2 separate regions of the Mus musculus genome follow, and region 2 is linked to region 1. Evidence: chromatin loops called from intact Hi-C (ENCODE). Cell type or tissue: left cerebral cortex. All regions are shown on one strand. Links, peaks and the distances in the headings refer to the core of each region. The heading gives the core; the rest is flanking DNA. Region 1 holds the start of Gm13974 (predicted gene 13974). Region 2 has its middle 50 kb from the start of Gm31590.

The links. Hi-C counts contacts between places; a loop is a spot of excess contacts. Peaks named below come from ENCODE experiments on the same cell type or tissue, not always from the same donor. Only the 100,000 strongest peaks of a DNase experiment are listed, where the experiment ranks them.
Region 2: it touches region 1 in a loop (5-fold over the local background); 11 of 42 quality-filtered maps call a loop at or near these places.

The regions. Positions count from the first base shown.
Region 1 is chr2:114,849,552-114,858,310 of GRCm38, reverse strand. It overlaps Gm13974 (predicted gene 13974), which reads right to left and starts at 4,415. Exons shown (of 5, transcript NR_166464.1): 1 at 4,147-4,415; 2 at 3,202-3,300. In left cerebral cortex, for the core only: a CTCF peak has its summit at 4,273 (motif pointing left); a DNase peak (open chromatin) is centred at 4,256; H3K4me3 peaks cover 441 bases.
Region 2 is chr2:115,852,326-115,861,084 of GRCm38, reverse strand. No RefSeq gene overlaps it. Among named protein-coding and RNA genes, the nearest start is that of Gm31590, 50 kb to the right of the region's middle. In left cerebral cortex, for the core only: a CTCF peak has its summit at 5,102 (motif pointing left); DNase peaks (open chromatin) are centred at 5,956, 6,886, 7,032, 8,244 and 9 more places; H3K4me3 peaks cover 2,751 bases; H3K27ac peaks cover 1,060 bases.

The DNA of each region.
Region 1 (8,759 bases), core at 172-8,171:
CACCACAGTGACACACTTCCCCCAACAAGGCCATACCTCCTAATAGTCCCACTCCCTGGGCCAAGCACATTCAAAGCACCACATTAGTATTACTCCAGTTCTTCATAGACTTGCTTATGAATTTCACTGATCATCAGAGACCACATCAGGTGTGAAGTCTGTCCACAAAAGAAAAACTCGAGCTCAGAAACACATTGCGCTTTCCACATATGGTCATGTTACAAGCGGTCACAGTTTTTCTCTGCCACTGTGAACACATACCCTGACTTAATTATGTCTCTCTGATTCTATTCACTGTGTCCACAAGGCTACTCCATGTTGGCTATGGTCTGGCGCTATGCTGATTTCCAACTAGGTCATCAAAACTCTTCAGATAACCATAGAGGTTCACTATTCAGCGTCTTCTTCTTCTCTCTAAGTCTCTATGTCATTATCTGCATTCATGTTGTTGGCTATATGCACAACCCTTGCACCTTAGACTAGCCCCAGTCATCTGCAAATATCTCTTTCTCCTTCAGTCCAAACTTTGCCCATGTCAATACTCACTATGATGGCTTTCTTAACAAATAAACTCCCCCTTCCTTCTTTAGTCTCTTTTTTATAAAAACTTGTGTTCATCACTTTCAGGTCTTACACAATTTAGAAACTTACTCTATGCAAGCAAAGAACCATGGATACTATTGAAATCAGTGGATGAGTATAAATCTTTTCTTATTCCACAATGATATCCATTCAATAACTCATTCACTAATATTCATTACACCATTGATGTGTTTTCTGTAAATGAGAACATAGAGTGTTTGTTCTTTCTTCACATATACCTTCCATCTGCTCCAGCTTCTTTACCATGTTCTATAGCCCAGAATCTGTAAACCATACTAACCCAGCTTTCATTTATGCTAAGCCAAGTCTCAAGGAGAGACAGCAAACCAAAAATTTGCCAATATCCTTCTTTCCATAAGAATATTCTCAGATATGTTAGTCTTAGAACTACATTAAAACACCAAAATCAACCCACTAGTGATACCAAAATCTGGTCATGTGTATGTTGTGTCTTCCACCATTCACAATGTGAGCAATTAAAACTGAGGAGTTGATTAAAATAAGTACCCATGGATTCATTTAAATTACACAAATAAAACTATAACACATTTTAATTAGTTAGAATCCCCTCAAATGGTGAGAAGAGTGGCATTTCTTGAATAATTTTGACCAGCTTTATAATAAAGGTAGTTACTTACTCTACATTCAGCTTCTTCTAATATATTGTTTATGTTTATATGAACAGAAAATGTAGCATCACTTGGATGTTTACATAGAAGTGGAAGAGTCCTGGTAGAGCCTTTATAGCCAATCACACTATTCTTCTATGATAACATCCAAACTCAACTAACACATGCTGGTAGTACTGGTTCATGGAGTCTATCGTGAACCATTCCTGTTCTGTTAATGTCTCTTCATCTATAGATTTCCAATCGACTATTTTGTAATATCATAACCTGGTAATGTAAAAATCAATAATGCTTTAGTGGGTTTATGCACTTTCAAGAAGTGTTGCATCTCAGCACATAATGTTCAAAATTTACATTTGACTTTGTCACCACCAATCTTATGAATCAGGAAGCTACTATCTTAATTAAAGTGATCGCGAATTTTCCAAAATCACACAGTAATTACATAAAATCTCTTATTTGAGATTGCCACTGTACTGTGTCGCGAAGTAGAAATGCTTGTGCATATTTCCCCCAAACTACTAAAAATGTACTCAAGGAATAACACATATGAAAATTAAAAACCATTTTCTTGCTTCACAGAGGGCAGAATTAAAGGAGATATATATATATATATATATATATATATATATAGATAGATAGATAGATAGATAGATAGATAGATAAATATATATTACTGAGAGTATATAGAGGTGACAAACACAGTAATTAAAAACTCAGTGTGGTACCATTACCCCAATTCCTGCTATAGCAGTTGTACCCAGCAAATAATTTGTGTGTACCATCACAGTGAACAGTAGCACAAAAAAACCTAATGAGATTCATATGGTTTTCAAATATGAGACTATACACATGGCCCCTTATACACATCCCAAAGCCCCTTATACACATGGCCCTTTTGGCTACCACAAGAAATAGAGAGGATGGGTTATCATAAATAAGAGGTCCCTTTCCGTTGCTTTCCTCTTCACTATCCTATTTAGTCATCTCTACTCTAAAAGCCAAGTTCCTTCATAACTCTGAGGTCACATGATGGCTTGTCTTGGCAGGAACTGCAAGACCTGAAACTGTGGGTTACAGAAAAGAAAGATTTAAGAGCCTCTCACCTCACAAACTTGGGCATCAGGTCAGGGGCAGTGACAACTTGTCAGAGTCTTGTTTGTGGCACCCAAACACACCACGCACTGGGACTGCAGAGATGGCTGGAAAGTTAGCAGACTCTGGTTTCCTAGGTCATTAATGCTATTGATTATTTTGCTGCTTAAATACCGAGGCAGGAACTGGTGCTTGCCCCAAATACAACCAGTCAACTCGTATCCCCCTTGGCCCTTTAGAAAATGCAGATGTACCAAAACCTTAAAGCACAGCTGAGTTTAAAACATCCAGATATTGGTTCTTTTTTTTTTTAAGGAAAAGAAAAATGCTGGTAGAGAGGATATCCCCAACAAACTAAATGTTGATCTATCTTTTATTAATTTCATTTTTTATCTTCTTGTGTTCAGACGTTTGACAGCTGTGACATTCATGGGCAATGCATTTGAAAAAGAAGACATAAATATTCAGAGACGTATTAGAATGCTGTTCGATGTAAGCACCTGTCTACTTAGTGTTGACGGAAAATCATTTCTTTTGCTTTATGCGTGTTACCTCCAGAGACCACAAAGGTCCTGTTCTATCTAAAGAGCTGGTCCCAACTTCAGCGTTTGCTCTCACAACTGCAGTGTATATAGCTAATTAAATTTATTGAGAAAACAATTTTGTTTTATACTTTCAATGATACTTAAACAATTTTCTCAATCTTCATCTCGGAAACAATTATTCTCCCCCCCCCGCCCCCCCCCCCCAGGATTCAGTGAACGGAAAACCTGGTACAAGGACCTAAAACAATCACACTGCATGGTTTCCTTTGTCACCAGGAGAAGTTTCCCAAGCAGAACTTTCCAAGAGAAGTGTCAGAAAAGATACTCACAAGATCTCTGAGGGCCTTATGAGAAACATCACAATGTCTGCATACAGCAGACCCTCCTTCCTGTCTTCAGTGTCCCACATTTCAGTTACCTGTGGTCAACTGCAGTCAGAAAATAATAGATGAAAATTTCTAGAAGTGAATAATTCATAAAGTTTATGTAACTTTTATTATCCTACATTATTACAACTGCTCTATTTTATTGATTCCTGACATTAGTCTTGTTCTATGGCTAACTCGTAAGTTAAGCTTTTCATAGGTATATATGTAATAGGTATGGATGCATAGGAAATGCTGCAGGGCCAACGCAGCTCAGTACAAGCCATAGTTTTAGGCATCCATGGGGGTCTTGAAGCATATGTTCCTCTAGACAAAAAGAAAAAATCTTTTTTTAAGTTTAAGATTATGTTAATAGAATATGTAACACAAATATGCATTCGTTACATATTCTATTAACATAATCTTAAACTATCATTATTACACAAAGATATACAAGTCAAGTAGTAAAGTATCATGTTTAAACCAAATACATCATTTTTTCAATGTTCCCCCCCCCACCCCATCTCCTCTTAACAAGTAACTGTGCACAAAGAAACAGGGACAAAAAGTGGGAAGGACAAACTTCATCAGGATACCGGAAAGCTGTGGCGACCTCAAGACCTGCTTTTGCTACAAAATCTCAAAACCCCATAAAGGTCCCAAGTGTTCATACTGGGTGTGATTAACGTAATCGTTCCCCACAAAGACTAGTTTCCTTTCCTAAGTTAGTCAGACTGTTGAAGAAGGGTTTGCCAAGGGTTAACGCCTGACTGCTCAGCACCTCCTTCAGCGGAATCCCGGCTCAGAATTACAAATGTACCCTATTATCAGAAATATAATGAAACACAGACCAAAGTGAATGAAGTCTAATTTTTTTGGCTTTGACATTTCTCCCCATTTTACTTTTACCTGACAGGAGTGTGTAATGATGTTAGCCCAGCCTGAAGAGATGGGAGCCCTGCTTGGAGAAGAGAGGCAGGCAGCTAAGTCCGCAGAGCTCACGCTTCCAAACCCTGACAATGCTGCCACCTACAGGCTAAAACTTTCAAGGCCGATTCCACCAGCAACTGTTTTCCTACCCCTAACAATGAAAAGCACACAAGCTCACAATAGAACACAGCCAAGTCCCAAACTCAGAACCCTGCAAACAGTTAAGTTACCAGGTGATAGCAAAGAATGGGCCCTTTCGCTTAGGTAGTGCAGTGCTGTTCCATAATTTAATTAGGATCATCACATGGCAACCAAAGCTGTCTAGAGGAATTACGAGCCACAAGTTCAGATCACACGTGAATCCTTTTGCTCAATTAAAGCTAAGCAATTTTTAAGGGTCCCCCCTCTCTTTGCAGTATATGCAAAGAGCAGCGAAGCGTGGCCTACATATTTTTCGCATTAAAATTATTACATAAGGCCTGTAGCATTTGAAATACTATGGAAATCAAAATGTTACACTCTGACCTTGGGCATTTAAACTTCGTCGTTTTGGAAACTATTGTTGCCCTGTTTGCTTTGTTCTTAGAAAATTACTGTGGTTAGTTATAATAGCTGAATGAATAATTACTGAGGGAAGGGGGAAAAAAAGGATGTAATAGTGGCGGAATGGTTCTCGAGCCTGCATTTTACTAAACAGAGTTTTAATTCTGTTTGAAGTCCAGGCATCGTGACTAATGGCGTTAGCCTTCTCTGCCTTCCCTACTGTACCTGTCAATAAAAGCGATTGCTTTGTTCTTCCAACTACCGAACCTTCCTAACCTTTCTGCCAGGAAAAATTGCAAAGAATCTGATAAAGGGAAAAAAATAGTCTTCTGGAGGAGCCGAATTCTAAGTTGATGTAATTCTTATGGATTAAGCACATTCAACAGCATATCAGCATGCTAGGCTGTAAGTTCATTGTGAAGCATTTCTCTAAAGTTTAAAACTGTCTTCAGCTTTCTCACTAATGATTTCAGAGGACAGGGCTGACAGTCCTTATTTCTTTTTCCTATACGTAAAACATGTATATTCAGATACCCAAATTATAATTCTTATCAATCACCAATTGTATCATCGGATTCTGATTGGTCTTTGAATCTCTCCAACAAGCACTTGCAAGTCAAGTAGCCTGGAAGTTTTCACAGATGTGGAATTCAAAATTAACTTTTAAATGATCAGTGGGAAGAAACACACCCTTCTTTTAAAGGAGCCTTGTAATAAGGCATACAGAATAGAAAGATATAAAGAAATCAGGCAGTGCAGCAAAGAACATTACATTAAATTGAGCATCTTTGCAATTCGGAAGTGATTTATTTGTTTATCTATGTATGCATGACACACCTCCTGAATTTTCATATGTATTTCTTGAAACAACTGAATCAGGATGCAGAGCAGAACTCCCAATACTCTGAGATGTTCTCCATGAACTCAGAGCTCAAAAAGAACATTTTACACGTTACAGTATTGCAGCCTATTTATTATTTACAATAGGAAGAAATCTGGGTGTTAAGAGTATATACACACATTGCATTTGACTCACGGATAGTTTATTAGCTTCTTAGATGAGTTACGAAAAGGAAAAAAAAAAACAGGATGAGATCTTTATTTTCAAGAAAATCTGCAAAGATTAAATCTCTCCACATTTGCAGCCAGATATTTGCAGAATGAACAAGCCCTTTAAACACTCGCTGAATTTAGTCATAATAAGAATATAAATACAATAAGAGATTCCTAAGGGGGATGTGATTTTTTTAAAAAATTTCCATATTCACTACAATAAATGTTATGCCTAGAAATTTTATAGCTAAGAGAAACACAGAAAATACTATACCCAGAGCCAGAAGACTGCTCCAGTACAAAGCAAGTCTGATATATTGCCTTCCAAATACATTGCATGTCCCTGGTAACGTTGTAAATTATGGTTGCAAATGAGGCCACAAACAAAATTTTGCTCGAGGCATGAATCATAAATTCAAACAATAATCATCTCCTACGTGAGGCACAAATACTTTGTTTACTTCTTAGGCACTGTTTCCTAAACACGAAGATGAAAGTAGGTCAAGGAAATTTAGCATCTTTTTCTCATGAAGCATGTGATGATGCTGGGTGGCATTGCCTTATTTAAAACCACACGAACCCTTTACATATTAAAAATCTGTTTGCACAGTGCTGGGTCCATAAGCATATTTCCATTTGACTTCACGATGATGCCGTATTACCCAAACCATATACATTTAGTGGGGAAAATAAATGATTCATAATAGTAACCTGCTAGATGGGATTCTGATGTGCTTTTCATATGGAAAGGAAAAGGTATCTGGCTGCTATGAAATGCTTCTTTTATCTAGTTAGTATCCATGATTGCTTACTATTCCTTGCACACAGAGGAAAAGTGAGCTATTTTCTTTTCTTTATAATTTCTAAAAGGCGATTCCATTAAAACCTTTATAAGCATGAAGCGTAAGAAAACTGGCCTTTAATTAAATCTGGCCAAATGACAGAAATACTGTTTCCAGTGCATATTTGTAATATTGCAATAATTATTTTTATTTATGGGTACCAAGAGTGCAGAGCAGCACAAGTGTTCGTGTATAAGGTTTCTGGTTCTTCTCACAGAGGCTCTGTCTTAGCAATGAATATCAACAACAATAACACTAATAATAGTCATATTGATTAAGTACTTACAGTCTACTAAGAATTGTGTTTGGGGCTTTATATGGATTATCCCATTCAGTTGCTACAGGAACTCTTCAAAGCAAAGGCTGTATTTATATGTTTAACAGCTTATGGAACCAAGATTTGGAATAGTCAAGATACCTGCCCCCACCCCACATTCCCACCCTGTTCAATTCATGTTCCCTCTGGGCAAGGCACTGAGCCTTCAAACATTGGTTCAAGGGCTATCTGTTTCTTGAGCAAAGCAATAATTTATTCATTAAAACTTTATACCAGCATATAAAGCAATGGAAACACACTATTTTGATGTGTTTTAAGCCTAAGCAATTGAAATCAAACAATGTAATCTACTGAAATCAAAGCTTCTGGATGCTTCCATGTAATTAATAAATTGACAGAATGGTTTACATGATGTAACTATTCAAAAAGTATTTGTATCTTAGAATATACCTCTGTCTATTAGATAGTTTGGATTTAATGGTGAATAAAAGGGAGGCATCTCTCTTTTCCCTTGTGAATCTTTTATAGCAGTAGAAAAAATAAAGAAAAATATTTTTTAATTCTTTAGATAAAATAATTAAAATAGAAGTTTAATAGAAAATAATTGAACACAGAAAAGTAAATAGTAGATGTCTCTGAAAAGGGGGCATATCAGCTGGGTTCCCAAGGATAGGGACTTATGCCAGGACATAAACAGGACATTCTAGTCAAAAGGAAAGCACCATCCATTAAAGACACGACTAGGAAAAGATGGGTACACAGTGGAGGCTGAAGTATGCTATGTCTCTGGGTGTGGAATGAAGCTTTTTTTTTTCCACACCTGCCCCCCCCCTCCACTTACTCTGCTTCAGGTATCTGTATTTGCTCCAGTAATTGCCTAAGACCAAAGATAGAAGGTGTATTTTCCTCCTCTGGTCCTTTACACCCACACCTTATCAATCAACAAGTGCTGTTAGATCAGAAATATTGTCCTGAATCTGTCCACCCCTTTCTAGTCACTGTCCAGACCATCTCATAATCATCCCTTGCCTGGGAGCACATGCTACAGCTTCCAGCCTAGGAGCCAGCTTTCTTCAACTCTGTTCTCCTCATGACGGTTAGCCATCTCTTAAAGATGTAAAATAGGTCTCCATATAAGTCATCCAGTGGCTCCTTTAACATCCTTCAGATAGCCACATGGGCTTTATGTTGCCTTTCAACGTTTCATCCACCACAGCTGGGGGAGTTAGAGGAAGGACTGAAGGAGCTGAGGGGGTTAGCAACCCCATAGGAAGAACAACAATATCAACCAACCAGACCCCTAAATCTCCCAGGGACTAAACCACCAACCAAAGGGTATACATGGAGGGACCCATTGCTCCAGATCCATGGACCTGTGGAGGCTTGATGACCTAGTGTAGGGAATTCTAGGGTAGTCTCATGGGAATGGGTTGGTAGGATGGGGAGAATCTTCATAGATGTGGAGGGGGGGAAGGAGATGGGGATTTGTAGAGGGAAAACTGGGAAGGGGAAATAACATTTGAAATGTAAATAAATAAAATAACCAATAAAAAGGAAAATTTAAATGAATCTTAGAAATTTCCTATAAAAGAATAAAGATGTTTCCGTAAGCACACACACACACACACACACACACACACATTTCACCCACATGCCACCTTCCAAGTGAATCCAAACTTTATGGCTTAATTCTAGGGAGACTCTTTTTTTTTTTTTTTTTTTTTTACTTCTTTTTGTAGTCTATCTTCATTTCTTGAGAAATTTCTAAGCAGGAATCTAGACTGTCTCGAATGCTGAGTTTCCTTCACACAGGACAGTGAAGAGCATATAGCAGCCATTTGATGAAATTGGAAATCTGGGGAGGGATGCAGAAGTCA
Region 2 (8,759 bases), core at 360-8,359, 1.0 Mb before region 1:
GCTGTGTCTTCCACGCTGTTCTCCCTCTCCCCCGCTAACCTCGGGTCAGCACCCGAACCCCCACACCAGCTCCCTAGATGGGTCTGTCCAGCCCATCAAGGTCCTCCTCGCCGGCTGGCCCTCCCACTCCCGCGGGCCTGTTAACCCGGAGCAGATCCGGGAAGGGAAATGTGGCTAATATCTCTAGCAGCTGTCAAAAGGAGGGTCCTTCCTTCAAAGGGATCCTCCGCAAATTCTCCATTAGTCTTGCAGGCCAGCAATTTGATAAGGAACCTGGACCTCTGCTACAAGTCTCCACTTTGCCAGAAGGTCCTCTTTCGAGCTGTTTAAATGGCCGAGTGGCCCGAACTAAGCGGTCACCCTGTGGTCCAGGGACAGGGGAGTTGTGGCACAAGCCAAGAACAAGGAGGATCATGCCTGTGGTCGTGCGTGCAGACGGCCTCCCCGTCGCGAGTGTGTTTGTTGTATGGACGAACCTGCTGCAAACGGATGGAGGGGGACAAGCAACCGTGGTGGTTTTTTTGTTTTTGTTTTTGTTTTTTTTTTTTTCAGTGATCAACTTCGGGCGTCGTGCGCGTGGGGAGCCCCCCCGCAGTCCCAGCGGGGCTGGAGAAAGGTGCAGCGCTGGACTCTGCGGTCAAATCGTGATGAGAATGGGGACCGTCGGGGCAGTGTTTGAAGGGAGGTTTTAATATTAATAGTTTCGCTGTAGAGACAGAAGGGAGATTGCGTCTACTGCTCCTCCGGGCAGACTCTGGGTGACAGGAATGATGGATGATCCGGCAGAGCCCAGCGGCCCCTCCCCTCCAGCCCCAACAGTGTCAAAGCTACTTTAGCTGAGGCTTTAGAAATAAAATAAATAAACAGCATCGCCCCCTTCTCTTCGCACCACCGCCCTACCCCCACTTTCCGACACCGATTTATGGATCATTATGAATCAATTACCGTTCTCAATACTTTCCCATTGGCTTAAATAAAACAGTGGAAAGATAAAAACGCGGGGTTCGGTGGGGGAATTTTTTTCCCCCTGACAGGAACAATCACAAAATCCATTATCTCATAATCAGAGGCTCTGGGTTAGGAGGTGAAGAGAAAAGAAGGGGTCACTCAGGAAATAACACAGGAGCGCCAGAGGGGAGGTGTCGCCCAGTCTCTGCCTTTGTGGTATTTGGTTTTGTTTGTTGTGTGTTTGAGGTGTTTTGAACGCAGGGGAGGGGGGCTGCGCGTGAGAATTCGCCGTCTGCAAGTTGATGGCCTGACCCTTAAACTCCTTTGCCAATCCTCCTTCAGGGTGTGCCTGGCCAAGCATCTCTTGGTAGCCTGGAGTGAGTTCGCACGTGGGAGAAAGGTGTGGAGGAGGAATGGACTGACCGGTCTGCAGGGCAGATTTGCACTTTGTTGTAGGCAACTCTGCTTGGGCAGCTGGGGGGCCCCGTGGGGATAGTCCCCCCTCCCGCCACTCCGCCTGTCCCGCATGGGGCTGGCTGGTTTTGTCTTGCAACAGTTTGGGATCTGGACAAGCCCCCTCTCCTGCCCCCACCTCGCCGCCCGAGGCTTTTCTTCCCTCTCCGGCCTCTGGCTGGGCGGCGCTCTAGGTCCTTGTAGGTGTTTCTATGACTACATTGTGTGTGTGGGAGGGTCAGATGTGGGGGTTGCCCGAGAGAGGGCCGTTCCTGGGCGGTCATTTATCAATGTCACCCACATAATGATTCTCTCTGCAGCGTCCTATTGATGAGGATAATTACATTAGCTCAGAGTGACTGATCAATGAAAAACCACCACACAAAAACTTCTTCACTCCTCTATAATACCAAAAACCGATACAGAAATAACAGAAAGTCTGATTTTCTTCCCCTCCTCTATCCACCAATGGATTCTGTACACCCCGCCCCCTCCCCAAGACCCGGGAATAAAGTAACAAAATAGACCTAGGTTTGTTTCGTTCACAGAGGATGCAATTTTGCCTGTGAATGCATTTGCTCTAAATGCGTTGGCTTCGTTCCTCCTTCGGTAAAGAATATCAACGGATTTGCTACCGTGAGTGGCTTTTAGACTGGTCTGTGGTTTTCCGTTCTTTTTATTTCTTTTCTCCCCATTGGACCTTTCTCCCCTACTTCAAAAAAAAAAAAAAAAAAGAAGATAGACAATTCTTTTTATACATAAACGGAAAATAAAATTATTCTAGATCCTTTCTCTAGATCTTTTTTAAATAAAGCATTTGCCTTGATCGGGTTACCTTTTTGTCTTTATCACTTCACAAAGTAGGGCAATTAAAGATGTGACGTTGTGTGTGGATTAAGAGTGGATCCATTATATGGCGACATAACTCGCTATATTCTCGCCTAAAAGTTTGCCACTAAATTACGATTTCGCTTTTTCTAGACTTGAAAATCAATATCTTCTCAATTAAAGAGAATTTTAATGCTTTACTTGCGAGTTGTTAAAGGCGCTGTAAATTTTATTGTAATGTTTCTTAGCCTCGGAGTAGATCCAAGAGACGTTGATTCTCCGGGTCTTTTTCGTCTAGCCAGGAACCTTCCACTGGTTTCTGATGAAATACCAGCTACAAAGGTAAGCAGAGTTCCGCAGGGGATCGGGCACTGGGAGGGAGCCCTCCATGGCCAGAGGCCATTGTCTGGAGTATTTCCACCTCTCTGTGTCCCACCTCCCTCAAATGACAGAAGTGTTCATTTAATCTTTCTCAGAGGCAAGCACAAGAGACTCCCATCTGCTCTGGGACAACCAGAAAAAGAGGTGCATTTCGGAAAGATTCTAGACTCTTCCCAGTGCCCCAACCCCTTTTCCTTAAAGTGTACCTCAGAAAGACCCTTTCACAAAATCTGCCATATTTGACATGTCCCCAGCCTCTGTGTCCCAATTCGCTAGCCACCCTCAGGGGCACACTGCTTACAGATGGTTTCTCCTTCCACTGGCTCTTCCTAGTAAAAGTTCTCTTCCCGGTAAAAGTTCTTGGAGAGAATTAAATGTGTTGTGTTAATAACCCAGTTCTGCTACTGCTCTCTCCTGCAAACTTGAAGTCTAGTGATCAGGTGCCCAAAGAAGTCCAAAGATGAGAGTCCCGAGGCCCAGTGACTGGGATGAAGAGCATGGTAGAGAAACTTTCTAAAAAGCAGAGAGAGGAAAATTGAGCTGTGATGAGCTGTAATCAGAGAGCAGGGAGTGGCAGACAGTGAGTCTTCCTGACTTCTTTATAATTTAAAAAAAGAGGTAACAAAAGGGAATCGGATGCCCGAGAATTACATTTTTTTTTTAACCCAAAGACAGTTTAAAAGTGCGTCCTCAGAGGTGCCGGGAAGGGCCTGAACGTCTCAGAGGATCCACTCAGAAAGCTCCCTTTGCAATTCACTCTCAGTTAATTTGCTGGGAATGAGAAGACTGGGCAAAGGGCTATGTGTGTGGTGAACGGAGGGCTTAAGTAAGTATGATGGGAAGGGGCACCTACATATAATGAGGCTGCTGTTTTAAGCTGAATAGAAAAGAAGTGAGGTAGACAAAAGCCACACACACACACACACACACACACTCACACACTCACACACAGTGCACTTTAAAATTATTCTCACCTACCTGTCTTCTTTTCTTCTCTAACTACACACTGTATGGACTCCTATATATAGGTGGGGGATACTCAATGTGTCCTATTGTCTGCAGACCCACCGGACAGATTCCCATTTCTGTAGACTCCTGACTGTAAGCCTAGACCGTGGCCTTTTTTATCAAGGGAGTCAGGCTTTGTTAATGTATTTGTACTTTTCTGCTTTCAGTCTAGGTTTCTGCTTTGTAGGAAGGAGGAGGTACAAGGAGGGGGAGGGGAGCAGAACACAAAGACTATCTAGTTCTCACCGAGCAGGTTTCAAAATAGAACTTAATGGGAAGAAAGAATAAAAATAAGGAGGAGTGTGAGAATTGTGCATTACAACAAATTTACCAGTACACGAAGAATTTTTTTTCCTTTTGAGGATTTTGTTTTCTTCATATTGAAACATTTTCAAATTTTAATCCTTAGCAGACAAAACCTCAATATAAATATGACATGGGCCACTGGCAAAAAAAAAAAAAAGAAAAAAAAAAGAAAAAGAAAAAAGAAAAGAAAAAAGAAAGAAAGAAAAAGAAAAAAGAACTTAAACTCAGTGCCCAGAGGGGAGGGGCGCAGGGAGAAGAGAGGGCCCTTTCTGATTAATAACTAGCAGGGTAATGTTGAGGGCTTTTTCTGCCCGATTGCCTTTTTGAATTAGAGCCGATTTCTTCACACTTCAATAGTGCCTGTCTCCTTTAAAATGATTGGCAGATCTGTTTCTCTTTTTTCTCTCCCTGAGACTTAATGATGTAAATTTTCTAATTAGTTAAATCATATTGCTTAAAGGGCTAATATTTACCGTGTAAGAAATGATCATTCTGATTTGGACCTCTTGAAATATTTCGAGAAATAACATTTGGCTTTTAGGTTGAGGGATGGGGTGGGGGGAGGGGGGAGGCGCTAGTGGAGTGAGGGAAGGCACGGACCGGCAACATGTTAAATTAATAGTTCAAGTTGAGCTGGGCTCACACCCCAAGTCCGCTTTTATTTTTCAATCAGCGAAGATTTAATTGGCAGCCCTCGGGCCGGGCGATCTGATATTTTCTCATTAGTTTCCCATCACTAATCTTGAGTGGTAGGTTGTCTTACAGGTTGTCAACATTTGACCAATTTTATTTAAGGGGGGTGGGGGGTGGGATGGGGGCGCATTATGACTTCGGGATGTGAGACCTGCAAATAAATCCTGCTTGGATCAGCGGAACTAACAGGCGAAAAAAATGTTGACTATTCATCGTCGTTTCTAATAAGTTGCATTAATATATATTTCAAGAGGGTGTGATTATATGTGCTCTGTAAAGACACAGATGAAAAGAGGTCGGAGCTGCAGCACTAAACTAGTTGAAGTGAAACGTAGATACATTTCCAGCCGAAGGTAAATAAGCCGAGTGGAATCGTTGTTGAGGGTTTAGGAGGTACGATCCTCCTCCCCTTCCTCTTGCAGCTGCGTGAAACCGCCAAGCCTGTGTCACCGAGCTCTGAGCGGCTCCGCGGGCTGGTCCACAGATAACATCAGAGCGCCCCCTGCTGGCCTTCAGGGCAGACCGCGGCGGGACAGCCCCCCGCGAAGCCAACGGTGTTTTTCTGCGCCCCCCACCCTTCTCCACCTACCCTTTCCACTACTCTCACCCTCGTCCGCTGCAGCGAGGGAATAGCTTGTCATGGCTGAACATTTAAATGAATAAATTTTAAAAATAATAATAAAACAGGAAAGTACTCACACCTTTCACTTGGCCTCGGGGAATAAACGACCAAATGCCTAAGCAAAAGGATTCGTTTTCTAATCTCCTTATTCTGTAGGGGTTTGATCAAGTTTGCTTTTTCCCCCCTTGCAGATTTAACTTCCAAAGATATATTTTAATGGACAACCCTGAAGGCTTTTTATTATTATTGCTATTAAAAAATAGATATCTGATGAGGGGCAACAAGAAATGCCAAATAATATTTCTTGTACTTGTAAAAGCAAACTCCGGGGGGGGGGATTTCACAGGTTTATAAAAGTCTACAGGAATCGCTTTTGGAATTTAAGCAGTTCTCAATTTGAGGTAATTCCTTTTGCACACATCTTTGGGATCCCAGAGCATTCAAAATGTGTGTGTGTGTGTGTGTGTGTGTGTGTGTGTGTGTGTGTGTGTGTGTCTGTCTGTCTGTCTGTCTGTCTTAGTTGTCACAGTATCCATACACAAACAGGTCTTTTCCATGCCTGTGTTTTTCTTCCCTGACCCTGTTTTCTTGCTTTTGCTGAACGCGGACAGAGCGGCTGAAGCGCACCCCAATATCCTGCCGCCTCCGGAGTGTAAGCACTTCATCTCTCTGCACCGCAAGGTGCGCCGTTTGGTTTCAGAGAGTTGGGGTTTGGTGCACAGCGGCGTACTTCTAGCGTCCAGATTACTCTCTCCTGGGATTTCTGCACAGGGTAGAAGGCGCAAGCAAGCAGGTAACGCGACCCATCTCCATCGCCTCTGCCTCTGGGAGAAGACGCTGACAAAGCAGCCGTGTCAGAAGGGTCTCCCCGCCGCAGTTGGACCCCCCACATCAGACATGGCAATCTACCACGCGGAACGACTTTGGCTTCTCAGGGAGTTTTTGGTTTTTATTTTAAAGAATCAGATTGCGGGTTTTTCTGAGAGCAATTCTGAGGAACGAGGCTCTGGGGAAGGAAAGAACGGTGCATTTGGAAAAGGTGTGTCTTTCCTCCCCAGTGCTTCTAATTCTTGGATTGCGCAATCCATTCTCTACCCTGGCTCTTCTGCAGATTCCACTTTCACATCTCAGATCCCCACCCTCGTTTGTGGATGTTGGAGGTCTGGGTCAGGCACCCTGGGACCCCACAGAAAGGGGCGCTTCTAGGAAAAGGCAGTGGTGGGAGTTAACCCAGATCTTTTGGGCAGAATAGGGATGGCTAAGTGCAGCTGAGCTTGAAATATTGTTAGGGACTATTGTAATAACTGAGATAGATTTAAATATGCACCAGCAAGCAAGCTGTTATGCCGAGAAGGAATCTGTTTTGAAGTTCATTGCATTACTTTAAAAGTACATTCTTCTCTGAGGAAGTCTGCCACTGCGGTTGACTTTTTTGAAAGGTCCCCTTTAAGCTCAGTAAAGTGTAAGAGAAGTTACTGCACAACACATGGACCGCCTTAAATATATGTGTACATAGGTATTTGCGTGCCCAGGGAATGCATAGCTGTCCGTGCAACTATATAAACACAATAAAACAAACACAAGGGAGTGGACCCCGCTGCAGCTGAACTCAGAACAAGAAGCAGTCAGCACTATACTCTCACACTCACGAGGGAGGAAGGGTAGAAATCCCACTGTGTTTGGTTACAAACAGCTTAATAAAATTGGGAGGCATTGACAGTCTGGTCAGTGTTCTAAATAAATTGACACGAAGGTCCTCCAGAAGAGACAGAAAATACCTCACCATCAATCTTAAGCCACTTGCCGATTATGATTGCAAGAAAGAGATCACCGAGACTTAGCTTCTCAAATGGCTTGTTAACAGCCCCATGCCTATGTTTTGGCAACAAAATTAACTCTCCAGGAGGAAATAAAATTTTAAAATTTGTTTTGTTTTGCTTTAAAGGCAAAGAAAAATCATCCAAGGAACTTGCTTTTAACACCCTGGATTTGTTGCTGGTCAGAGACTGCTCTTCCCTTCTAGTTTGCTCAGTTGGGCCGACAAAAGAAACGGGATCAACTGATACCTCCATGGGATAAAAGAAAACACTAATATCAGCCTTTAGTTTTCCCTCTTGCTTAGAAGAACTTTATTTTTAATGTCCAGCGTTTTTGTGGTTGAAAGTTGTGCAGATGTAAAAGATGTTAGTTACCTTGTCCACAGCTATCAGGCGACTGGTGTCACTTGAATTTTGCAAGCTTTTTGTATCCATTTGAGTTCGTGAGAAAGAGAATTAGATACCAATATTGTGCACTTTCAAGTAGGTACCCTCCACCCCATCCCTCTCTCAACAGCACCCAAGCCTGCATCTGAATCCTGATGCCCTAATAACCACACTTTACAGAAAAAGGTGGTTAAGCTTTCCATCACTGGGCAGTCTGACAAAGATGCAGCCTCTCTTTGCCCCTAGAGTCCCAAGAAAGAGTGTCTCCACATACGCAAATATTTTTTTTCTATGTTTTCCTTAGAAACTTGAATTGGGTGAACATTTCGGAGGGGTCCTGAATAATTAACATTTCAAAAGGCAAAATGCTGAACAAAGAGAGACAGGTACCAACAACAAAAATATAAAATGAACCGTGCTTTAAAAAAAAAAAATCAACTGTACAGTTACAGATGCCACATCTCAACCTCTCTCACCGAGTGACCCGCTCTCCTAGCACTGAAGCCCTCTCTCCACCAGAGATTCAGGAAAACTGGGGTGTCTGGGGAGAGAGAAAGGGATGGGACCTCCTGGCAGCCTACTCTTCCCACCTGTTCCCTCCGCCCCAAGCTAGATAGAAGTGGCGCCCAGACTCCAAGTGACACTCATCAGGGTGTGTCGCCAAACCAAAGTGGAAACCCAAGTAAGTCCCCGAAGGCCCAGCAGTCTGCCAAAGGGACAAGACCTTAGGGTCGGAGGCACACGCCACCGCCCGTCTGACTGCCTGGCGGGCTGCCTGCGCTTGGGTGGACAAAAGGCTCACTGGCTACTCTAGTGTCGCAGCTGTTCTGTGTCATTCGATGGAGAGAGCAGGCGCTGCAGTGGTGGTGCGCGCGCGCGCGTGCACGGCACACACGTGCACTTGTGTCTGTATCCAGACTCAGGCACTCAACTGTCTAAGTTCCTGGCTCTACTCAGGCCCCTCAGCAGATCCCACCGCATCCCTATGCTACCTGTGTCCCCGGAGCCACGCCCAGACAGGTGTGCCCACCGTGAACCGCAAAGCCTCAGGGTAAAGACTCATGCGAGGAGAGTCAAGAGGCCATAGGCTAGGCGGGGGTCAAGAAGAATGATGGAGTTCTTCAGCTGGAATATCCCAACATTCCAGCTACTGTCACCACACTCAATCTTTCCAGCCCAGACCTGCCGGGTCCAAGAGATTGATTCTGGCAAAAAAAAAAAAAAAAAAAAAAAAAGAAAGAAAGAAAGAAAAACCTGGCTCAGGGAAACCCCGGGGGTGGCCACTGACGCCTGAGACTGAACAGGCTTGGCTTAGG